Regions from separate parts of the Homo sapiens genome. Here regions 2, 3, 4 and 5 are each linked to region 1. Evidence: chromatin loops called from intact Hi-C (ENCODE). Cell type or tissue: CD14-positive monocyte. All regions are shown on one strand. Region 1 overlaps SYN2 (synapsin II). Region 2 has its middle 25 kb from the start of TSEN2. Region 3 overlaps PPARG (peroxisome proliferator activated receptor gamma). Region 4 overlaps PPARG (peroxisome proliferator activated receptor gamma). Region 5 overlaps PPARG (peroxisome proliferator activated receptor gamma).

The links. Hi-C counts contacts between places; a loop is a spot of excess contacts. Peaks named below come from ENCODE experiments on the same cell type or tissue, not always from the same donor. Only the 100,000 strongest peaks of a DNase experiment are listed, where the experiment ranks them.
Region 2: a loop joins it to region 1, with 2.5 times the contacts of the local background. A loop is called at or near these places in 2 of 110 quality-filtered maps.
Region 3: a loop joins it to region 1, with 2.7 times the contacts of the local background. A loop is called at or near these places in 2 of 110 quality-filtered maps.
Region 4: a loop joins it to region 1, with 4 times the contacts of the local background. A loop is called at or near these places in 2 of 110 quality-filtered maps.
Region 5: a loop joins it to region 1, with 2.0 times the contacts of the local background. A loop is called at or near these places in 3 of 110 quality-filtered maps.

What each region holds. Positions count from the first base shown.
Region 1 is chr3:12,191,020-12,196,019 of GRCh38, reverse strand. SYN2 (synapsin II) reads right to left here. Exons shown (of 13, transcript NM_133625.6): 13 at 3,988-5,000. Among named protein-coding and RNA genes, the nearest start is that of TIMP4, 35 kb to the right of the region's middle. RefSeq lists an enhancer at 1,130-1,179. In CD14-positive monocyte, no CTCF peak of the experiment used is centred here; DNase peaks (open chromatin) are centred at 1,619 and 2,329; H3K4me3 peaks cover 933 bases; H3K27ac peaks cover 3,271 bases.
Region 2 is chr3:12,456,797-12,461,796 of GRCh38, reverse strand. No RefSeq gene overlaps it. Among named protein-coding and RNA genes, the nearest start is that of TSEN2, 25 kb to the left of the region's middle. In CD14-positive monocyte, a CTCF peak has its summit at 2,674; a DNase peak (open chromatin) is centred at 2,616; H3K27ac peaks cover 2,562 bases.
Region 3 is chr3:12,302,228-12,307,227 of GRCh38, reverse strand. All of the region lies in intron 1 of PPARG (peroxisome proliferator activated receptor gamma), which reads right to left. Among named protein-coding and RNA genes, the nearest start is that of PPARG, 16 kb to the right of the region's middle. RefSeq lists a silencer at 67-274. In CD14-positive monocyte, no CTCF peak of the experiment used is centred here; DNase peaks (open chromatin) are centred at 3,037 and 3,427; H3K27ac peaks cover 1,657 bases.
Region 4 is chr3:12,350,366-12,355,365 of GRCh38, reverse strand. All of the region lies in intron 2 of PPARG (peroxisome proliferator activated receptor gamma), which reads right to left. Among named protein-coding and RNA genes, the nearest start is that of PPARG, 64 kb to the right of the region's middle. In CD14-positive monocyte, a CTCF peak has its summit at 2,874; DNase peaks (open chromatin) are centred at 615, 1,395, 4,045 and 4,725; H3K4me3 peaks cover 394 bases; H3K27ac peaks cover 4,950 bases.
Region 5 is chr3:12,391,569-12,396,568 of GRCh38, reverse strand. It overlaps PPARG (peroxisome proliferator activated receptor gamma), which reads right to left. Exons shown (of 8, transcript NM_138711.6): 5 at 3,817-3,955. Among named protein-coding and RNA genes, the nearest start is that of TSEN2, 90 kb to the left of the region's middle. RefSeq lists enhancers at 872-1,001, 1,052-1,101. In CD14-positive monocyte, no CTCF peak of the experiment used is centred here; DNase peaks (open chromatin) are centred at 728, 1,058, 1,508 and 2,448; H3K27ac peaks cover 2,716 bases.

The sequences.
Region 1 (5,000 bases):
AGTCACATTGCATTTTGGACTGTATATATTATCTAGCTTAATCACTAGATTTGACTCCAAAAGAATTAAATTTGTTTATATCAAAATTTACTCCCTAAAGCAACGATTCTTGATATTTTATGTGTGTTGAGGGCCTGCCGAAATGCACAATACATGCATGAGAATACCTGGATTCCAGGTAAAGAATTCCTGATCTTCCAAGAGTTACAGAAATTCAAATAATGTACTACAGATCTGAAGGCAATTATGTTCTGAACATAAGCAGCAGCCTTGTAGGAATAAATAATCTCCCAAAGGAATTGCTTTGAAGGGAACCATACCATTGTAGGAATGATGGTATGGTCTCAGTGTTTAAAAAAGCATCCATTGTGATCACCTGGGGTTTGCGTTGTTATTTCTGTAGCTGCAGTTTTTACTTTGTGTGCATGTGTGTACGTATGTATGTGTCTGCCGTGTGTTTACTGCTATTGGAATGCCTTGGCACAGCACAGGCCTCCCCAAGTGTCCACCCTCAGCTCAGTTTAGCTAATACAACTAAAAGGAGCCATAGCCCTAGGAAAAGACATTGGATGGGCTGAAATTGCCCTAGAGGTTCCCCTGGTTGCAGGAGCAGGAGAAAGGCATGTTTGGCATTCGTTTGGCTGCTCCTGGAGGAGTCCTGGGGAAAGGGGGTTTGGGACTTACTCATACAGGTTTTCTATGTGACAGAGATGGTTTCTTGTGATCTCGCATGCTAACCACTGTTAGGAACAGACTCTATCAGCTTGTTTAATTCTTAAGACAACCTCCTTGGAAAGGTAGCATTGTTCTCATTTTATAGATGAGAAAATTTGAGACACAGAAAAGTTAAACTACATAATCAATTAGCTAATAACTAGCAGAGCCTGGATTTAAACTCAATTTGATTCCAAAACCCAGGCTCTTTCCACTAGCCAACACTATCTCTTCCCTTTGCCTCCTGGCCTCTGTGAAATGATTCCATAAGTCTCTCTCACCCTGGAGGGCCCCCAAATATGAAACCCATTTCATTTATTTCAGGAAAGGCAATGTTCCCAGTGGCCCACCAGACACTTAGTGTTGAGACTCATTTGCTTCTATTACTAACTCCCTTTGTAACCTTGGCAAACTCCTTAAGTTGCCTGGGCCTTGATGCAACTAGATGCAACTTCCAGCTGTAAAACTCAGTGACTGAATTCTGTGCACCCAGCCCAGTCCCGGCAGGTGGCGTGCCTCCTGTCCTGTGGGCTGTGCACAGCTCACCTCCAGGGTGCGGTCTTCTCTGAGCTCCTGAGCTAGAAGCTTGCCCCACTGCAACAGCATATGCTGCTTGTGGTCCATTTTACACTTGCCTGGCTCATCTTATTCATTCTCCTTTCATATCTTACCTGAACTCATCTGCATTCCTCATATATTTTATTTAACTCCTACACAGTATTCCAATTTATGAATAAACCATATATTTTAATTCCCCACGAGAGGTGGTTATTTCCAGTCTTTGCACAAAGAGTGCTGTGACCAATATTCTTTTACTTGGTTTCTTATGTACATGTGCAAGAGATTCTCTAGAGTAAATGTTCAGAAATGGAATTGCTGAGTCATAGGGTTTACGCATGATTGCCAAATTGTTCCCTGAAATGGCAGTACCAACATGCACCCCCATTAGCAACGTGTAAGACTTCCTTCTGCTTCTCATATCCTCACCAATACCTATCAAGCTTATTTTTTTTTTCCAAACTAACATTTTGACTGCATTTGACTTAATGCATTACATTTTCTTCTTTATATTTACACATCTTCCCTACTGGGCTATAAACTTTGTAAGGGCCGAATCCTTGCTTAATTCATTTTTATATTCCTCTCATAAAATTTATGGCGCTAAATAAAATAAGGGGTTGTGAACAAATCAATAAAATACAGAATTAATTTATCTTGACCCAAGATGATGATGAGTTCCATGTGGGCAGGGATGAGGCTTTCTACCTTTACTAATCTGGGGTGAAGACATAGGTAGGGAATCCCCATAAACTGCAGAGGTGGTTGCACAGTGGTCAAAGCTGGCCTACAGACAAGGCTTCAAGATCTGTAGAAGACTGCAACCAATCTTTCAGAGATCTTAGCTGTAGATAATTTTTATCACAGTATTCACTGAATATTTATTGATGGTTGTTGAATAGCCAACTTCCCAGTCTCTGGGGCTGTCTTTTTTAAGTAGCAAGAAGGCTGTTTCTGAATGGAACTTCCCCACCCCCAGCCCCACCCCATTACTAAGGGCTGGAGAGAATCCATATGTCCTTCAGACCAGGGTGCTGCCTGACCTATGGTAAATGCCTCTCCTTTTTGTCACTGCAGCATTTCCAGGCTGACTCATTTTCTAAATAAGCCACTTGTGGTTTTTGGTCTGACATCACATGTGGAAGAATGAGTAATTTTTTAAGAACCAGAATTATATTCTATCAGAATAAGAAACATTGTGTATGTTACTCATGGTTTTAGGACAAGGGGTCAACACTGGTCACAGATGTCCTAACTTTCTCCCAGTCCTTCTTTCCCTGGGGTCAGGGGATGGAGAGAGAATGTAAAGAGGTGGATATGCTGTAAATTTTTGTGTGCACCTCTTATCACACTGTGTAAAATTTAATACAATTGTCTTGTTGACTTTGCTAGATTAAATAAAAGTAATATGGCAAAGTAGCTCAGGCCATGAGTTCTGCTGCTGCACTGCTTAGGTTGGTTCAAATCCCAGCTCTGCCACTTGCCCAGCTGAGTGACCCTGAGTGAGTTATTGACCTTGATGTGCCTCCATTTCTCATTTATAAAATAATAACAGCACCTACCATATAGGCTTATTATAAGGAACACATAAGTTGATGAGCATTAAGTATTTAGAATAGTGCCTGACTATGGAAGTGTCAGCAAATATTCCTATGAATCCATCACAATGTTTATGTTTATCGTAAGTGCTCAATAAATGTTTTGACTAAATGAATGACTTCTCTTAAAACATATTTGGAATCGGGGATAGAAGCAATGGCTAGTGGCAGACTCTTGGTTTGTGAAGGGGGTCAGAGTATGCTACCTCAAAATATGCCACTTTGGCATATTGTTTATGTTGAGCTGAAGGCAACAGAACAACAACAGATGCAGGAAAGGTTTTCCGACTTCCCCCTTCCTGTCTGAAGCAGGACTAAAACTTCTTGTGGGAAGGGTGCCTCTCCCCCAGAAGGAAGAAGGGAACAAACATTCTTATCACCAGAGACAGGGAGTTGACACTGAGATGAATCTCCACAGACAAAACCTTACTAAAACTTGTAACCCTTCTCTCCCATTAGTTTCTCCCATATATTTCCTACTTTCCCACAATTTACTGGCTGACTAGCCCAGACGCCTTTGTTTTGTCATATCGTCACAATTTATCATTCTTTGTTTAAAATGGTATACAAGTTTTGGGCTTAACAGCTTGGGTCTTCATTTTCCTTATGAAGATTCCCACGTACGCATAAAAATATTAAATAAAATGTGTATACGTTTGTCCTGTTCATCTGTCTTATGTATGCTTAATTTTCAGGCCCAGCCACAGAACGTTAAGAGGACATCTGCCTCCCCTACAGCTGGAAACAGAAGGAACTCTAAAGGTCAATTGCCTTGCGCCCAGGTACCCCACGCATTGGTTTGGTTGGTTTGTTCCTTAGTTATGTGTGTTGTGGGAGGAGGGCTCTCACCCCCCAGGGGTCACTCAATGGGAGGTTCTACTTCCTGTTTTCTAAGTGTAAGAAGAGGGTACGGTGCTCAATCCTTGAACTGTGAAAACAGAGAATGAGTAAGAAAGGAGACCCTGGTTCTCGGAGAAATTCATTCTCTGACCTTGCAGCATCTACTGCCCGTGAAGAGAAGTTAAGATAGTGGCATTTGGAGGAGGTTATCTTGTTGAGTTAGTAGGATGGGTGTCATGTGTAGGAAATTATCTAGATACTTATTAACATTCAGATATTAACATTTTAATATATGGATTTTTTATTGGTGCAGATGTAGTGTTTATCTTCACAGCATCCGTGGTCTTTGGGAAAATATACTTGAGTATCAGGGAGTCATGAAGCAGCCAGAGTGAAATCCCTCAGAGCCCACCCTCAATTGCAGGCCTCTTTAGGATGCCTTCGTTGAGATCTGTGGGAGCCTGGTTGTCAGAGCAGGTTGGTCCAGCCTCATTGGCACCACCATGTGGGCCTCAGCTGAGGAGCTTGATGATAGACCAGGCAAGTGAGTCTAAATTGACTCCTCCGGGAGCAAGGGTTCTGTGCTTATTTGAAAGGTTACAAAGTCCGTAATATAGGTAGAAACGCTGAGTTGCTGAAGGAAGGCTAGGTGTCTTGGAGGAGACAGATTCACTGGGGAGGTGCGAGGAGGCCCAGAAGTGGTATGTAAAGGACAGACACATTCTCAAACACTTGCAAACACATGTACACCTGCAGTCACACACACAAACTGACACAAACAGCTTCACACACCTAGATTTTTCACTCCCTACACTCAAGCACACACACACACACACCCCTCATGGACACTCTCTCAGCCTAAAGGGTGGCCAAGGGGTCAAGACCTCATGGCTGAATCAAATGTTGGTGAATGCTGCTGCTTTTATTACACCAAAGGTCTTAACGTTTATTAGGAGATGAACACAAAGCTTGGCATACTGCTGTCATAGTGGCATGCATTCTCCTCTATAGTGCAGCTCTGGAGTTCAAGGTTACTGCAGATTGCACATAAGAACCACTCTTCAGAGGGGAGAAAAGGGGAAACTGCAGATCCTTGTTCTCCCGAATATCAGCAGACTCAAGGTGCTTCACCACCACAGCAGCCTAAGATCTTGTAAGTTGGGTGGGTGTGCTTTAAACAGTAACACAGGTATGACAAGGGATCCAGGTCGGGGAAAGTTCCTAAAACTTAGGGCCAAGAGTACTTTTGGGGAAGTATATACTTCCCAAACAGGTATCACTGAATGGGGG
Region 2 (5,000 bases), 270 kb before region 1:
AGTAGCTGGGACTACAGACGCGGGCCACCATGCCCAGCTAATTTTTATATTTTTAGTAGAGATGGGTTTTCACCCTGTTAGCCAGGCTGGTCTCGAACTCCTGACCTCAGATGATCCGCCCACCTCGCCCTCCTAGAGTGCTAGGATTACAGGCGTGAGCCACCTCGCCTGGCCTTCTCATTTTCTCTTAAATAAGGACTGAGGCTGGTATATACAGGCAAATGCTACACGACAAATGCCATTAAATGCCATTAGGTCTGTAGAGCCATCCACATACCTCACCCAGAACAGTCCTTTTTGGGGACCATTTAATCAAAGCTACTAGGCTCCTGAAGTTTCCCAAACAAAAAGGAAATCACCCTGGCATTAAGAGATGGCTATCAGTATTAGTCAGTAGCTTGGCTGAGAGTTTTAAAAGAAGCAAGAAAAAAAGAAGAAACTTTGTCACTCCCGTTCTCTGTGGCTTCCAAGCCCACTGCTCACTTTCTTCTCTGCCCCCTGCCCCCGCCTGTGTGTCATACTCAGGGCTGGCCCCGCACTCCTGGCTCTGACCTTACCTGGCTTTGTGGCATCTCTTTTTGTTATTTCTTTTGACTCTCATTTACATCTTTCACTGGTATGGAACTTTCCAGCGGGTAGAGGACATTGATTGTTTTGATTTGCCCAGCATTTATCTTCCCTTCTTCTAAAATCAGAGCCCAGTTTTGGTTTTGAGACCCCCCGCAACACTCCCTTCATGAGATGCAGTCTTTCTAAGACTGTTAATAGGAGCGCCCAATGATTTTTGGCCAAGGGAGGGCATCTGACCCAAGCCAAGCCAATCAGAAGCCCTTCTCCTGGAACCTGAATCTTGAAGGGAATAACACAAGTACCCAACACAGTTAGAGCCACATCATCCCATGGAGGTTTCCTAAAGAAATGAGCTGGGTCTGCAGCTCCCATCCTGGGAGCTGCTTTTGACTCTCCCTTACCACAGTATGACTGGCGAGCCCCTTCCCTCGTACCTTCTGAATAAATTGTTTGCCTTGCAGTTACAGTTGGTGTCTGTTGCTTGCAACCAGAGCATCCTAAGTCATACACAGTGTACATACATAAATGCATAGATAGCTTCCTTTTCAACTTGTATCAAGGGCAGGGACTGAGCCATTTATTCATTTTCTCATTCATTGATCAACAAACCGTTCCAAATAACCTACTCTGTGCCGGTTATGTGCTGGAAGTTGGGAGTGCCGAAATGAACCATAGTCCCTGCTCCAAGAAGCCCAAGTCTACCCTTATAAAAAACGTGGCACTTCTTCCTTCAGCCCTTCATTCACTCATTCACCAAATGCTCAGTGTGCACCCATTATGAACCAGAGGCTCTGCCGGAACTGGGCTGACAGTGTAGAGGACAGAATCCCTGCCCACATGAGATCCTTAGCAATTTGCACCAAGTTGGTGCTAAAAATAAACTCAGAATCCCAGAGGGTCAGAGTCTGAAGGCCGCCCAGAACCCACATGGCCTGCTGGTTTTCAAACAATCCTGCTGGTGGGTCCTGAGGGTTGAATATTGATGTTTCATAAAACATTGTTTTTTTTTTACAGCTTTATTGAGGTATAATTTACATACCATAAAATTCACCCATTGTAAGTGTACAACTCAAGGATTTTTTTAGAAAATATATGGAGTTGTGCAACCATCACCACAATTCAGTTTCAGAACATTTCCAGCACCCTACAAAGTTCTCTCATGCCCGTCTGCAGTCACTCTTTGCTTGAAGCATTCTAGTTTTTAGTTATGTATTTGATACAGGGTCTCACTCTGTCTCCTAGGCTAGAGTGCAGTGGCACAATCACGTCTCATTGCAGCCTTGACTTCCCAGGCTGAAGTAATCCTCCCACTTCAGCCTCCTGAATAGCTGGGACTACAGGCATGCACCACCACACCGGCTAATTTTTTTTCTATTTTGTGGAGACGAGGGTCTCACTATGTTGCCTAAGCTGGTCTTGAACTCCTGGCCTCAAGTGATCCACCCACCTCAGCCTCCCAAACTGCTGGGATTACAGGCATGAGCCACTGCACCTGGCCTACATTCTAGTTTTTAAAAAAGAACAGAATTTGAGAACCAGTGACCGATTCTAAACCACTTCTTCTACAGATGGGGAAACTGAGGGCCAGAGAGGAGAAGGGGCCTGCTGAGGACAGCGGTGGGTCCATAGCGTTGCTGAGATTCACCCCAGAGCAACCTGATTTCAAAGCCCAGTTTCCTCCCACTCATGGGAAGCAGTTCTGAGGTGGAGTTAAGAGTCCTCAAATCACACAGTGGGGGTTCCAATCATGGCTTTACCATTTATAAGCTGTGTGGCTGTGGGCAAAATGTTTAACCTGTCTGGGCCTCAGTTTCTTCATCGGCAAGTGTGGGAAGCTTAGTCTCTGCCCCGGGGGTTGCTGTGTGGATTGTGTGAGATCACAGGTGTAAGATGCATACGTAGCACAGTGCGTGGCACGCAGTAAGCATTCAGGGCAAGTTGGCTAATAATGATCATTTCACCACATCACCCTCTCCCTATTTGTCCTCAGAAATCTGGAAGTGGAAAAGACAGTGATTAAACAAAGCCCTGAGTAGACATGGGTGTACAGAGGCAGCTTTCTAAGAACCTGGTGAAATACCCCACCCTGGGCATCATCACCCCGTGTGGCGAATGGAGCAACTGCTGGGGACTTGCTCAAGTAGCCTCCGACCCCGCAGGGCTGTTCCTTCCTCCCAGTTTCAGGATTTCCCAACAGGTCCCCAACAGACGCATTTCATCAGCCTCAGGGGAGCCTGGCTCCCTTCCCGCCCCGGCCCAGAGGCGCCTGATGGGATGGAAGCTGGTTTTATGCTTCTGGATCCCCAAGAATGATAGGGCCCCACCCTTCTGCCCTCCCCAGCAGCGTCTCTCTGCCATCAGTGAAGCAGTTGAGCTTGATGGAGATGGGCAGCGCACCCAGGAAGAAGGCAGAGGACTTAGCCCAATGTTACCTGCTGTGTATGTGTTATCTTCGTCAGACCTGCCCATCATGCCTGCTTGACATTAGAGGAAATTAAAGGTCAGAGAAAGGGGGTGATATGCCCAAGTAAGGAGTTCCAAAAACGTAACAGTCTGAGGTAGACCAAGAGATCAGAAACAAGAGACCAGAGGTGGGATCAGGTCTAGGTAATGTGGCTCCCAGGAAGCAGAGTGACTTTTTTTTTAAGCACACATACATTAGACATAATTTAGACACGTTATAAAGAGCTCTGCGTTTGCAATGAAGTAAATATGACTCTGAAGGACTGTCTAGTTTGCTAGGCTGTGCTAATGATTAGAGAGCCTGCTCGATGAGTAGCTACTTACCAAGCTCCTCCTGACTACAGGGGATCGAGATTACAAGAGGTAAAATAACACCCCTAATTCCAAGAGCTTCCCAGGCTATGGTGTGGTTGGACAAAGTCCTACAATAATCTAAGTTTGACTGTGATGAGGATCAGAATCACAGGACTATGGGAGAACTAAGGAGGGAGTCAGGGAGCATCTGGCATTGAAGGGTGAATTCACTGTTGACAGCTCAACAAGGCTTTGTGGCCCTGTGTAGCTGGAACTCATGGGTAGGAAGGGCAGAGGCTGGAAAGGCTGGCTGATGTCAGATTGTGAGGGTCTTGAATGATGGGCCATTTTAACTTTATCATGTAGGTCATAGGGAGCCACTGAAGGTGTTTGAGCAAGGGAATGACACAACCAGAGGGCTCTTTAGGAAGACTGATCTGATGGCTGTTACACTTGGAGTCAACAGGAAAAATAAGAGTGTTCTTTAGGCCCCTTCCTTTTTAAAATTTATTTATTTGTTTATTTATTTTTTGAGATGGAGTCTCGCTCTGTTGCCCAGGCTGGGGTGCAGTGGCGCAATCTCAGCTCACTGCAACCTCCGCTTCCATGTTCAAGCAATTCTCCTGCCTTAGCCTCCCAAGTAGCTGGGATTACGGGCATGCACCACCACGCCCAGTTAATTTTTGTATTTTTAGTAGAGATGGCGTTTCACCATGTTGGCCTCCCTTGATCTGCCTGCCTTGGCCTCCCAAAGTACTGGTATTACGGGTGTGAGCCACCACGCCCAGTCAATGTATTTATTTTTTTGAGACAAGATCTTACTCTGTTGCCCAGGCTGGAGTGCAGTGGTGCAATTATAGCTCACTGTAACCTTGAACTCCTGGGCTCATGCAATCCTTCTGCCTCAGCCTTTCAAATAGCTAGGACCACAAACCTGTTCCACCACACTCAGCTAATTTTAAAAATTTTTTTGTAGAGATGAGATCTCACTATGTTGCCCAGGCTGATCTCGAACTCCTGGACTCAAGCAACCCTCCTGCCTTGGCCTCCCAAAGTGCTGCAATGACAGGCATGAGCCACTGTGCCTGGCCTGGGCCCTTTCCTTAGGCTCCATGACTGAATGAAAGAGCAAACATGATGAATTGAACACCTACTATGTGTTAGGCACTTGCTGAATTTAGAAATAAATAAATGTCTTGTGTTAATGCGGTGATTACTCAGTCACCAGAGAGCAGATGATAATTTGGGGAATGGGCAGTACTGCTAAAACCCAACACCAAGGAGAGGGGCAATCTCCAGCAAAGAAAGACACAGAAGAACCACAGGATGGTCAGGAAAACTCGTTCAATAGCCTGGAGGCTGCTCTACAGCCACCCTCAGAGTTCACAGTGACGGCGCTGGCAGTGAAAAAGTCACTGATAGTCTGGGTGCTTTGCTTGCCAATGCAGGGAACCACTTATTTTATCATGAACGTGAATAAATATGCAATGAGCACAAACAAAAACAGTGACAGGTGCAGCCCCTCCCTCTGGGTCCTCCTGGGCTATTGGGGATAGCTTGAATGATGCTCCAGTGAAACCAGATGAAGTGGGTGAAGCTGAAGGTGGACGGTGGGCCACACAGAGTGGCCTTCTCAGTGCTCCTGCCTCACCTTTGATTAAAGGTGGGCCATG
Region 3 (5,000 bases), 110 kb before region 1:
CTATATTCAATTGACCTCTGTATCCTGAGACAAAATAAAATGTCTTTATTTAGATTAAGAGGAATTTAAGAGAGACAAAAAAAAAAAAAGAATTTCCTAACAGCGGTTGATTTTTTTTTTTTTTTTTTTTGAGACGGAGTCTTGCACTGTCGCCCAGGCTGGAGTGCAGTGGCGCGATCTCGGCTCACTGCAATCTCTGCCTCCCGGGTTCACGCCATTCTCCTGCCTCAGCCTCCCTAATGGCTGGGACTACAGGCGCCCACCACCACGCCCGGCTAATTTTTTGTATTTTTAGTAGAGATGGGGTTACACCGTGTTAGCCAGGATGGTCTCGATCTCCTGACCTCGTGATCCACCAGCCTCGGCCTCCCAAAGTGCTGGGGGATTACAGGCGTGAGCCACCGCGCCCGGCCCAGCGGTTGATTTCTAAGTGATGATGAAGTTACTAAATATAAAGATTTGGTGATCTAATTTATCTTGTCATAAGCAACAACAGGTACTTTCAAGTTGCTTACTACTTACAAGACACATAAGCTGATTTGCAGTGAATTAACACAACTAAAAGTTTAAATTTAATCCACTGTTACATGTGAATATGGTTACACCTGTATAGGTCTAATTGTTAAATGTGGAATAGTGGTGGCGGTGGTGATGGGATGTGGACATCTCATTCCCTGGAAGGCCAAATACTTGCAAAGTAGGCTCCTGTGCATGACAGGGTGGCTGGGTTCAGATTGTCTGGGTTCAAATCCTAGTTTTTATCACCTGGCAGGTTATTTTACCTCTCTGTTCCTGTTTCTTCATCTGACTTTAATACTGTATATTAGGAGTCCCCCACCCCAAGGCCGTGAAGCAGTAGCAGTCCATGGCCTGTTAGGAACTGGGCCACGTGGCAGGAGATGAGTGGTGGGCGAGCGAACATTATTGCCTGAGCTCCGCCTCCTGTCAGATCAGTAGCAGCCTTAGATTCTCAAAGGAGTGCAAACCCTATTGTGAACTGTGCATGTGAGGGATCTATGTTGCATGCTTCTTATGAGAATCTAACTAATGCCTGATGATCTAAGGTGGAACAGTTTCATCCTGAAACCATTTCCACCTGCCACCAGTCTGTTGAAAAACTGTCTTCCATGAAACCAGTCCCTGGTGCCAAAAAGGTGGGGGACTGCTGGTGTACATAGCTGCTGAAAGAATAAAATGAGATAATGTATATAATGTGCTTAAAACAGAGCCTGATATAGAATAAGCATTCAACAAATATTAATTATTACCATCAAGAGCTAGATGACTTATTTGGTGCTTGAGTTAATTATGGAGTTATCGTTCAGAAGGATGGTTAAATGACATTTTGGTTCAAGATTTAAACTGCAGAATGGTCTAAAGGTAGAGAGAATGGAGAGAAAACGTTCTCTAAGCATGAAATTGTATGGTTACATTTATAAATTCATTGTATACTAAGTTACCTTAATGAGTAATGTTAGTCTAAAAAGTTATGATGGCTATTTGGGATTAGGAGGTAGAATGACACTACAGATTTGAAATATTAAGCAACAATTATTTGTTGAGCATCTGCTATTTGTTAGCAGTGTTCTAGACAATAAAGATACAGAATTAACAAAACAAATACTCCAGCTCTTGTATGACTGCACATATGAAAGTGTAATAAAAAATTAGATGCTGAAGACATCTGCTATATCTGCATTTGGAAAAAAGAGGACAGAAACCAAGGTTGTTAAAGACAATTAGGAGTTATTCAACAAGCCATTACGCTTACAAAAATTTATGAGTCAAAGTCTACTGACCTCCTTCTACCAATTTGAAGATTAGTGAGTCAATACTTTAAAAAAATCAATCAAAATCCATTTATAAGTGACATCCAACTTTATTTCGTCTCATAAAGAGCAACATAACATTTCTGTTAATGTTAAATTCAGAATAAAAAATCCCTATTTGATCATGTGTTTAGTAGATAAAAATATACTTCACTTCCATATTACACTCAGAGACAACCAAAGGCAGAGACAGTAGCAATTGGGAAAGAGAGGAAAGGAAGCAGAAATTCAGAGGGAGAGAAACAGAGACAGAAAAGAAGGAAAGAAGAAAACATAGGGAACACCAGGAACGAAAAAGGGGAGAAGGGTAGAGGGAACAAGAACAAGAGCTAGTGCTACAATTGAGGGGAAAAGAGGAGGAAAGAGAGGAAGAAAGGAAGGAAAGAAGATAGAAGACAAGAAAGGCTCAGACATTCCAATTAGTCAGAGGCAGTAACTTTTCCATGTTCAAGGTCAGCTATTTGCTTTGGATATCAGTATCAGAGAGAGTCGTCATTAGTTGTTAAATATTAAGAAATTAAGGAGCCACCAAAATTACTCAGCCAAAAAGTTTTCCCATTGTTATTACATATAAATGCGACTTTAAAGAAACTATCTTTGCTTCTTTCTGTATTCACGTTTTCCTTTGCTCATACTATTTTTCCATTTGAAATATTTTCTCCGCCCTCACCTCACATTCATTCAACAATATTCAATAAATATTTATTGGGTAAATACTGTGTAATACCAGGCACATGTGAAATTTTTACATACATCTTAATGAAAAGTATAACCTGTTTTAATAATACATAATGAAAATTGGCTATTTTAACAAAATATTCTACTAGACTTGAAGTGAAACAAATTTTTTTCTTCTGCAGCTAACATTTTTCTTCACCTGATACCATAAGCATTAAAATCATCCTCATGAAAATAATGTCCTTTGAGTTAAAAACATTCTAGAATTTCCCCCAAAATATAGTAAGGCTATCACTCCTATAGGAGTCTACGTCCTCCACATCCTCTAAAGTGCAATTAACCTATGATCATTCTAGCTGTTAAACGTAACAGTTTGACGTTTGCAGTAACTGGTCACATAAGTTGAATAATAAAAGTTATTTCACCCAATTAAAATGGCATCCCAAAGACATCCTCAAGTGGGTAGTCACGCCTGGTCTTATTCAACCCCAATATGACATCACGGGGGCAAGAATGAATGATTTACAGGTCAGCAGCTTGACTGCAATTTATGTAACTCACTTCTGCAGAAATTTGCGTGACTTGTGACACACATCACGTGAAAGAGGAACTTACTATAAATATTAAAGTTGGAAATAAGTGAATGTCTGAGAAGGCATTAGAGAATAGTACTTGCTTTAAAAAGAATTGTGGAACTAACTGTACAGATAAGTTCAAAATTGAATCTACATGTAAATTTAGGTAACTGTAATTCCAAGTGCTAATAGAAACAGACAGAAACTTAGTATATGTACTGGTGTTCCAATACAGCCAGTTATGAAGAAAATATGTTCTACTAAGTTCACATTAGAGAATAGGGAATCATGGCACCTTAGTTACACAAGACCTGATAAGTCACCCACTCCATTTCTCCCACCAAAGCAAGACTTCTTGAGAGATGATTCAGACTCTGCATGAATATGTCCAATGACGAAGCACTCACTTTCTCACAAATCATCCTTTCCCACTATGGGACAGCTGTAGTTATTAGAATGCTTTCCTTATGCTGAGCTGAACCAGACCTCCCTTTAATTCCTAGCAATCCTTTGACAAAGAAGGACTATTTATGTGACAGCGAGCTCCACAAGGGAAAGTGCCAGTCCATCTTGCCTACTGCTCTGGTCCCAGTGTCTAGCACAAGGGGTGGAACACTGTAAAGGAGCCATAAAACATGACTGCCTGGCCAGGCACAGTGGCTCACACCTGTAATCCCAGCACTTTGGGAGGCTGAGGCGGGCAGATCACTTGAGGTCAGGAGTTCGAAACCAGCCTAGCTAATATGGCGAAACCCCATCTCTACTAAAAATACTTTTAAAAACTAGCCGGGTGTGGTGGTGCATGCCTGTAATCCCAGCTACTCAGGAGGGTAAGGCAGGAGAATCGCTTGAACCCAGGAAGCGGAGGTTTCAGTGAGTCAAGATCGTGCCACTGCACTCTAGCCTGGGTGACAGAGTGAGACTCCATCTCCAAAAAAAAAAAGACTGCCCTACAGGAGTCAGTCATCAACTCCACTCATTCATCCTTTAGGGCAGCGGTCTTCTAACTCTGGCATGAAGGAAGTTTTCTTGTCTCTTACACCTACTGTGGATATTGCTATGAAATGCAAAATCATGCGCTTGAATATCATAATAATATTAAAGTTTTAAAGACTTACCCTCAAATCTACCCTTACTGTGTGCCAGGTCTGTAACTAACACTTGTGGGGCAGCATCAAGCCACGGACCACACTTTGAGCATCATTCTCTGCTTCAGAGCATCGTCCACATCTGCCCTTCCACTTCACTCTTACAGGCCCTCCTCATGGTATGTCCGGATTTTGCAGCAGCCTCCTGACTGCTTTCCCTGCATGCTACTGCCAAATTAATCTTCTGATTCAATCATCTCACCCCTCTTCTTACGATATGGAATCTCCCCGCTCCTGAGATAAAACCCACACTCCTTCTCCTGCATTCCAGACCTTTTATCATCTGGCCTAAAATCTACACTTCCAACCATGTTTCTCACTACTCACATCCACGCACTCTCCACTTCAAACTGGTTAATCTCTGCAAACCTTCCCTTAACTCTATGCTTATTTGCTATTCCAGGCTTTGTTTTCTTATACTGGAAATTATTTTCTCTTTTGGTTACCTCAAACCAGGAACTTTTTTTTTCTTAATTTGAGGTAAAATTCACAATTTAAAATGTATTTATGAAGTGTGTACAATCCAATGGTATTTAGTAATTCTTAAAGCTGTGCAATCATCACTTCTGTGTAGTTCCAAAACATGTTCATCACCTCCAAAGGAAATCCTGTACCCATTAAGCAGTCACTCCCCCTTTCCTTTCTCTTCAGCCCCTGGCAACTCATCTGCTTCCTATCTCTATGGATGTACCTACTCGGGATATTTTGTACAAATGGAATCATCCTTTAATTCCCTTCTTGTTTCTTCTTCTGTATTGTTTTTAGTATTT
Region 4 (5,000 bases), 160 kb before region 1:
CCAGGAGTTCAAGACCAGCTTGGACAACATGGTGAAATCCTGTCTCTATAAAAATTACAAAAATTTGCTGGGTGTGGTAAGGTACGCCTGTAGTCCCAGCTACTAGTGAGGCTGAGGTGGGAGGATCACCGAAGCCCAGGGAGGTTGAGGCTGTGGTGAAATATGATATCAGGCCTCTGCACTCTAGCCTGGGTGACAGAGTGAGGCTCTGTCTCAAAAAAAAAAGAAGATCTGTGTCAATAACTCAAATCTTTTCTGGACTTCTACTTCAGTGTACGAAAAACATTATAATCCAAGTTTCTCAATGCCTCTGAGAAGAAAACATGTAATTGTCACTTTTATTTAGGCCCAAAGAATAACTTCAATTTCTTCACAGGAAAATATTAATGAAAGTGGGAAATAATTTCATCATTTAAAAAAATTAGACACAAAGATGCTTTCTCTAAGTTTGATCATCTTCTCAAAACACTCACAGGAGATCATGCGGATGCCCCGCTTCATTCATATAACTGCCACTTACTCTTGTGCAATAAAGAGTTCTGCGGTTTTTGTTTTTCCATATCCATAAAGTGTTTAAAATGTAGGTTTCTTTTCTTTTTTTTTTTTTTTTTTGAGATGGAGTCTCGCTCTGTCGCCCAGGCTGGAGTGCAGTGGCGCAATCTCAGCCTCACTGCAACCTCTGCCTCCTGGGTTCACGCCATTCTCCTACCTCAGCCTCCTGAGTAGCTGGGACTACAGGCGCCCACCACCACGCCTGGCTAATTTTTTGTATTTTTAGTAGAGACAGGGTTTCATCGTGTTAGCCAGGATGGTCTTGACCTCTTGACCTCCTGACCTCGTGATCTGCCCGCCTCGGCCTCCCAAAGTTGTGGGATTACAGATGTGAGCCACTGTACCCAGCCTTTTCTTTTTTTAAACGGAGCCTTCTATTCTAGCCACAAGTGATTAACGCTACAAGGCTAAAGCAATAAATTCCATATAGGGCTTTAGATCTACTTGCACAAGTATTGTGTCATTTAATCCTCCCATTAATCCTGTGTATTCTGTTAATATATGTGGAAACAGAAGGCCAGAGAAGAAAAATGGCGTGCTTAAATTCACACAGCAAATATGTGGCCAACAAAGGACTGGTCCTTATATTCCCTGGTACTACATGGGTCCCTTTAAACTTCTGGAAAGGTGAAAACTTTGGTCAGTTATCTAAATGTTTCTGAATATACAGTTGCCTGGAGATATGTAACCACAGATTAAGTATCCCTCAATAAAAATGGCATGCAATCAATCACTCACTCCTATCTCAGGAGAGACTCGTTTTGAAGGATTGTCTATTGCAGCATTTATCATGTCTCTAAGGCATATTTCCATTGCTCAATCAGCTCCAAAGGACAAGTGTGTCATCATCTTTCAAGGCTCTGGTGCAACGACTTAAAATTGTAGAATTCACACAGGACTAAGTCTGGCACTAAAAGCAGGAGGCATATTCAGCTTGAGCTTGTGGAAGCTTCCCTTCAATCTTGCCAATTTTTACTAGTGGAAATGGTTTCAGAGCCAGCATGAGGTTACTTGGGGTTGCTTGAGGAGCTCTTGATAAAAAGAGAAAGGGGAATAATATAAAGGGGTCACAGCAATGATGGAGCCTTGGAAAAAGTATGGAAGTCCTCTTTGGGCATAGTGGCTAAGTGTAGTCGAGATTTTTAATCTCATGAATATGACCAATCTACCTGGATATCTGAGTCATTCACACTAAATGTGCCACTTTTTCTTAAATAGCAGTACCCAACCATTTGCAACACCCCCAATTTCACTTTGCCTATGATGAGGAAGAAGGAGCACCTAAGAGGACTACTGTACCCATGCCAAATACCTCAACTCCACAGTGTTCAACTCTGCTGGCCTCGGCTAATGATGATCATATAGCTAATTTATTTTTAAGTCTGTCTGTTTTGGAAGAGGTGGAGTAATTATTTAAAGGTCATTTACAAAATGCAATAGGAGTAACAATCATAGGTCTTGGGCCTTTAGGAGCTCACATTTTTAACAGAGAAACAGTGCTTATGAAGAAGTAGTAGCCAGAGACCCTATAAGACAAGGGTTAAATTATTGGTACAAAATATAATGTTTTAATTGCTAATAATTTCATTCTGCACTATGTTAATTAGGAAGAAAAGTACTGGATCATTCTTTTAGAGGAAATTGAGACTCAAAAAAATTAAACTCAGAGTAAATTCAAAGCATAAAATTAGAGATTAGCACAGAATGAAAACTAACTTGAATCACATAACCATCCCTTACCACAAACAGTACTTGCCTCTCAGTTAACCTATTTGTTGATATTTGTTGCACTGCATTCTAGACATGTTCTTTCAAAATAGACAAAACTATCAAATTTTGACTCAAGAACTATTTCACAGTATAGCCAGGACATTCTGCCCTGAGGCAGGCTAAATTAATAACTGAAGAAAGATAGCAACAATTTTTATGGCTTGCAGAAAAACAGAATAACAACAATTTATGGAATAAAACAAAACTCCTAGTTAAGAGGCTTAGATGATAGAAATACATGTTGAATCAAATTACTGTAATAAAATAAAACAGTACTTCAGGAAACATTTTCTTACTCATTTTTAAAAAGCTTTATATTTTAAAAACGGTGACTAATATGTTCAAACTTCAGGCTTCCAGGAAAATTAAAAGGTTAAAATGTAAAGCCATCCATTTCAGCAATTAAGTGACTTAATTTTAATGCTTTAGCACTTATATTATAAAACATGAATCACACTAGCTAACAATCTATTTTTACACAGAATCTGAGAAGAGAAAAATAAAATGAATAGAAATATAGACATCAATACGAGACAATACAAAACAGAAAAGGCTGTGCTAAGAAACTCCAGTAGAAGGAGCTATAGAAATGGAGAACTTATATTTTGCAATGGCCAAGAAAGAAATATTGAAAAGGAGGTATCTGATTCTGACACATCTGAAGAGAAGTTAATAGGTAGTCACTTGCAATAGGCATTTACTGTTTTAGGGACCTCATTTTCTTTATGCATAAAATGTGATGCTTGGAACAGATATTTTTCAAGGTTCCGACAATCTATTCTGCAATGCATTAGGCACTATGCTAGGAAGTATCCTAAGAAATCTAATAAAGAGCACCACTTGGTCCTACACTCTGGGAATTTACAATTCTTTGGGAGAGCTGAAGTGCACACACAATACCTAGATTTCAAAATAGAACAGAAAAGAGCTGAGAGTACTTCAAGAGGAATAAAAGTGCTGCAAGAGGGATAAAAACAGTTATGAGAGATCTCTAACATATGAGATGAAAAGAGGAAAAAGTGACCCTTCAAGTCTAAAAAGCCCTTATGTATTCTTGGGAAATCTATGCAAACTCAGGAAATAAAAATGAACAGGATTGTTTTTGGATATAACTATACCTTTAATGCTTAAAATTCAGGAAATGGGAGCCATGCACAGAGATAAAATAGATTAGGTTAGGTTTCCTTTTTTAAGGTTCTGAACATGTTTTTAAATGAACGCGATAGCAACGAGCTAAGCATTAAAATACTGGAGTGTACACATGATAGTATTAAAACAAACACAACCTGGAAGACAAACTACAAGAGCAATTTTACCCTTACATAAATGCCCCCACGTCCCCAATAGCCGTATCTGGAAGGAACTTTACCTTGTGATATGTTTGCAGACAGTGTATCAGTGAAGGAATCGCTTTCTGGGTCAATAGGAGAATCTCCCAGAGTTTCACCCATAACAGCATGGAATAGGGGTTTGCTGTAATTCACACTGATATTTTGTCTCTATCTAGCAAAAGATCAATCCGTTAAAAGAAAAAGACTTGAAGTAACAGAATTTGTGAATACACCCATGAGTCAAGACATCAGTTTCCAAATATTTGGGAGAGATGGGAATAAACACAGAAAGGACTGGGCTTGAATTGGCTGGCACTGTCCTATTAGGAGCCAGCTGTGACAAAAAGTTGTGTCATAATGTTCACTGCTTTGGCAAGACTTGGTACATTACAGGGAAAATATTGCCACACTGTCTCGCCGGTGACCCACATGTTCAGTGTCTTGTGAGGGGCGTGAACTGTACTGTATTTAGAATTATCAGAGCAGAGACTGTTCAATATCCACTTGCATTTTTTATTGTTGTAAAATTCACAATTGCTTCTTAAATGGAAAACTTAAATCTCTTGCTTATGAAATACCAGAAAGCTTATTTGGGCAAAGTTTTCTTTCGGTGTCTATTCCTGGTTGAATCTCTAATCACATTATTTGAAGAAAAATTTGGAATTCAAATATGTATCCATAGTTTAAACGTTGGTATCAGCATGCTACTGAAATGTTATATTCCTAAGGTACTTACTCTACTGATTTGTGAAGCCCAAAATGATACTGACTGCTATCTAAATTCTGTAAAATTAAATAGCTGAGAGAATGAAGAAGGGTTTGATATGGTTTCAATTTTATACATCGGGTTTGCTTTCTTAAAAACTTCAGCTTATCCATCAATAGCAACTGCAGCAATGTTACACCAGCTGATGTTTGAACATCAATTGATGTTTAAACGATAAGTGCTATGTCATAATGAAAAAATGGAGTTCTCTATGAGAAGAATAACACACCACCAGAAAAAAATAGACTTACGCTGTTAGGTTGGCGAGGAATTGTGGTCAGTTTTGTAATCAGGAAAAAGCTGGCTTCTTGCTCAAGGCCTTTGCCCTTTTTGGCAAGGAGAAATACTAGCTGTGCCAAATTACCGATGTGGGAGCAGGTCTTGTCACATGAGTGGCCTATTAGAATTGCAGTGACTTTGCGGACTTTCAAAGACGCCCCCACACAGGGCAGTATATTAGAAGGCAATAATTCTCTGAATTATACTTATCGTGATATTCTGAGTAAAATAAATATATATCTGGTTAATCTCCATTGAGTAACTATTCATTCTTCAAGGGGACTAGTAAAAGTGTCCCTGTC
Region 5 (5,000 bases), 200 kb before region 1:
CCCAGGCTGGTCTCGAACTCCTCAGCTCAAGTGGTCCTCTGACCTCGGCCTCCCAAAGTGCTGGGATTATAGGCATGAGCCACCATGCCTGGCCCACAAGCCAAAATTCTTAATGACTAAATAATTTTATTAAAAATAAAGAGGACAAGGCCAGTGTGGTAGCTCACGCCTGTAATCCTAGCACTTTGGGAGGCTGAGGTGGGTGGATCACCTGAGGTCAGGAGTTCGAGACCATCTTGGCCAACATGGTGAAGCCCCATCTTTACTAAAAATACAAAAATCAGCTGGGTATGGTTTCGGGCACCTGTAATCCCAGCTACTCAGGAGGCTAAGGCAGGAGAATTGCTTGAACCTGGGAGGCGGAGGTTGCAGTGAGCCAAGATTGTACCATTGTACTCCAGACTGGGCGACAGAGCGAGACTCCATCTCAAAAAAAAATAATAATAAAAAATAAAGAAGACATATTTTTAAAATGCAATTACTATAAAGGACTTGGCAGCAGGATTTTAAAACAAAAATGACTACTTTGAAAATCTATAAAAATGCATGCAAGAGCCCATTTGACTAAAGAAGCAACATTATCCATGAGTCTTTTTATCAAGATTCTGCAGACACCAGCTTCACTAACAAAGAGTAGTTGATGCAATGATCACTTGGTAAGTTACATACACCGCTGAGTGGCCTAGGAAGTGGGTCTGTATTTCTGCTTCATTTTCATTTTGAGCTTTCCTCTAAGGGCAGTGTCTAGACACAGTAGTGAATTGATTGTGCTTGAGATGACTCAGGAAGGCTTCTGAGCAATCGGTGGAATTAACCCATGGTCCAGAAATGATGGGTTGTTAAATGACCAAAATAATTAAGAACGTGTGTTTATTTTCATTACTTGCAGGAAAAAACATATTTCTGAAGCATATCAATCAGTCCATCACCTGGGTACTTTTTCTACCCAATGCTGAAAGTGAATATTTGAGAAACTATGTTTCTAACTGGAAGAATTCTGAAACTATGTTCTTCTACAACATGTAGACGATGTGTCACAATGAAAATGAAAGTTCCTTCTGAAGAGCTGTAACCCTACATAGCCTAGGATGCCATTTATACTTTCTCTAGCCCAGAGGCTCTGTATTTCTGCTCTCAGGCTACATTACTACATAACCATCAAACCAACTGCCCGAAATTGCTGAGCAATTGATCATAACATACAGACCTGATTCAGATATATAAATTACATTTTTATTTTTATCGTACCAAAACATACAGGTGAAAACTTTCAAATTCAGGCAACTGACATGCCAGGTGCCTACCTATCTGTGAAGACCAGAGCACTGTAAGACACGGAATAGCTGGTTGAAAAGTGAAAAATCCAGTGAGTTAGGTTGTTTGATTATACAGAATCATAGAATTTTCAAAGTGAAAGGACATGGTGATCACTGATTTCAGTGACTATCCAACAACATTAGCAAGAGCCCCTAGGGTTCCCTACCAGTTCCTTCAGAAGCCTCCTTCAAAGCTGTGAGTGCATGGCCAAAGGGGAAGCTACATTCATCAACCAGACTAATCAGAGACCAGGGAGCAGAAATAAGGTTAACACGGAATGGAGTACATTTGCTTTGGGGGACGTTCATGTTTTCTTGCGCATACTGAAAACAGCTGGGTGCTGATTTTGGTATAACACTCAGAGCCTCTTTTGATAAAAAGGCATTCTATATGAATGAAAACCCTGTTGGCTTCACATTGGTCAAAGCAATGGATTTTAAATAGTGACTCAACTTCCTAGAAAACTTTGTATTTAGAAATGTTTTCTTCATACAGCTAACAGGCAAAACTAATCAAAACCTTGTTGTTAGTCTGATGTTTATTTTCTGTGCAGCAAACAAACTCCCATAAAAACCTCTGAGGTTTTCTTAGTTATGTTTGCAATTTTTTAAGTGTTGAACTGCCTAAGTCTCTGATGTCATGACACTTAATTCATATATTTTCTTGCTTTTGCTAGAACTGAACAAACACTCCCTATCAAGATTGACCCTCTCTAGAAATAAAATAAATTGTCATATGAAGTCAAAATATGACCTATCAAGTTTATGATAGCTTTCTTTGACATTTATGGGAGGAGAAAATTATACCATCCATACTACATAGGTTGGGGTTTAAATAATATTTGCCTATAAACAATAAGCAATTGCAGATTGATTTTAAGTAAACGTATGCAATGCCTGTAAGCAACAGGAAATATATTTTACATCAATGTATGCACTGCCTGTAAGTAACAGGAATTATATTTTACATGAATGTGTGAAGTGATAATTTTTTAATAGGCAAAAATTAGTGTTAAAAGCGGAACTGGCATGCTTTCCTAGGCTGTCTCAGTGATAATGACCTCAAAGTCAATGATTTCTTCATGAAGATGAAATAAGTTTATTGCAACTTGATTGCATCACCTAAAATACAACCCTTGACTTGGAAGCTTGCCCTTATGTTTTATGAGGTCTGAAATAAAAAGGAAACTGATGGAACTGAACCAGCAAATTATTTTGCAATCCATGACTACAGTTGTATACAGCAGATGTAGTCAATTGTTGAGGAAAGTTGGACCAAATTTCCATCCTGTTCAGTACTGCTGATAGCTCTATTCAAAATACATTCTTGCCTTTAGAGGAACTGACCCATTAGTAATCATACAGATAGAATTTTGTGAACTATTTTTAAAGGGTAGGTTATTAATCAATGAGTGACTCTCAAATATCTTGATGGTTTCCACTGTGAAAACCAAGTATCTGCATGATAGAGCAAAAATTTAATTTTCTCAGATGCTTTAGAGTACATATAGATGAAGACTGCCTTCTTACTAGATCAGTTTTGAGAGAGATGAAAACAAAAGAAAGAAAAAATAGGATAGCTGATGAAATGAAACTTCAAATTTAATTTGATCATGTTGGCATTTTTTATTCCTTGAGTGCATTGAAAATAACTGATTAATACTAGACACATATAATACTATCAAGTTACACCTAAAATTTATTTTGTCAGCCAGGCAACCAATCAGAACCAAATAGTGACCAAGAATTATTTTTTCAAACACGTTTGTCTTCCAGGACCTTACTGAGTTAGTTCCACAGATCATGAAAACATGGGTCTTTTCTCAGGTCTTCTACATCATTTCCCTTAAGTTGACACCCAAAGTCATAAGCTTGACTTTAGACACAGGTTTCAAAAGTAGAAAGTTTTATTCTCTTATGTTTCTATGGCTTTGAAGTTTTGCAGAACTATAAAAATAATTTGTTTTACCCTTTCCACAACTCATGGACGTTCCTTGAAGTGAAGGAAACGAATACTCGTCTTTGCATAATAAACAGCAAAAAAAAAAAAAAAAAAAAAAAATTAAATGAATCTAAATTCTCATATGCCATTTAAAGTTTCAGACCCAGACATCTTCAGGATTTTCTTACATTTAAAGCAGAACGACACTACTGATACACAAAAGTAAATTTTAATTCTGTTTTTAATGCATGAGGCAATATAAAAATTAATCATGATGATCATTATATTTGTTCTAACACTAAAGTTTTTCCCATAATCCCCCAGATTTTTCAAGTCTCTTTTCTCCTCATGGCAGATGCCCAACCACAGAGAGAAAGGTTCTATAATAAAACTTTAAAAACACTGACCTAAAAGAGAAATGTTTTATCGCCATGCAATATTCTAAATTCTGGCATTTGGTGGAAAAACTGTACACATTTTTGGCAATGGCTTTAGTGTCCACTGGTCTGGCAGCTATAATGAGAATAATAAAGTATATGGTGATGACTGTTTACTTACCATTATGAGACATCCCCACTGCAAGGCATTTCTGAAACCGACAGTACTGACATTTATTTCTACTTTTTTTGTGGATCCGACAGTTAAGATCACATCTGTCATAGATAAGCTTCAATCTGATTGTTCTCCGGAAGAAACCCTGCAAAGGGATAAAAAAGAAGCAAATTTTAAGTCTTTATGACACATGGAAGCAGCAACCTACAGCGAAAGGTATACTGGCCTGGGAATCAGAAAAGGCAGGTTCTTGACACGATTCTGTCACTGGTGACTTTAGACAAGTCACTTAACCTCTCTGGAACTAAATGTTCTCTGCTATAAAATAAAGAACCAGAGGATCTCCAGGTCCCTTTTTTAGCTCTTAGACACTGACCACATCCAGCTGCGGCTTTCATTGGATCTTGGCTCTACATTTGGTTTTCGGCATGCTCTAAGAAGTGCTCTGGATTTAATGTAATGCAAATAAAACACCGTGTAATCAGTTAAGTCTCTCTGCAAATCATTCCAACAGCATGCCCCAGCCTTTGTAATTGTGCTAAGCAGCCTGGCAAAGTTATAATCATTTCATTCTAAAACATGATCAGGGCCAATAAAAATCCACATGTGGATAATTTTTTTGGAATTCTCTATGTTGCATAATTTCCTGCAGAATTTGTTTCACTTATTTATGTTGTTTAAAGTGTGCCCCATCATTGTTGTGGCTTACAGACAGAAAGAGACTATGGGAATAACATGAGAAGTAATCAGATAAATCCTCACAAAATCGACTGCTATCTCAAAATGGCAAATATGTCAATTTGAGGCCAACTGAATATTCTGCTATATTTACATCTTTGGAAAGAGCTGAAAAAAATCGAACTGGACGTGTTTTCTGACTCCATTTTTTGGGTTCATCATATTCCTATTCATTTCTATTGTGTTCATCTTCATAAAACTTAATTGCTAATTCTTTCAAATGTATCTGGCCCTGTTTGGTGCAAAAAGCACTGCATTAGTATTGCTTTGGTCATTGACATGCATTTTGACTTTCTCCAAACGTCCATTTAGAACTCTGGATGAGTATGTTCTGATTACTTGACAGCTTCATTTAAATAATTAATAGCCATCTCTAAGCCAGCCTGTCCAAATTGAAGTCCTGACCCTCCCCTACAAACTCACTTCACTTGCGGCTTTCTCCATCTCAGCAG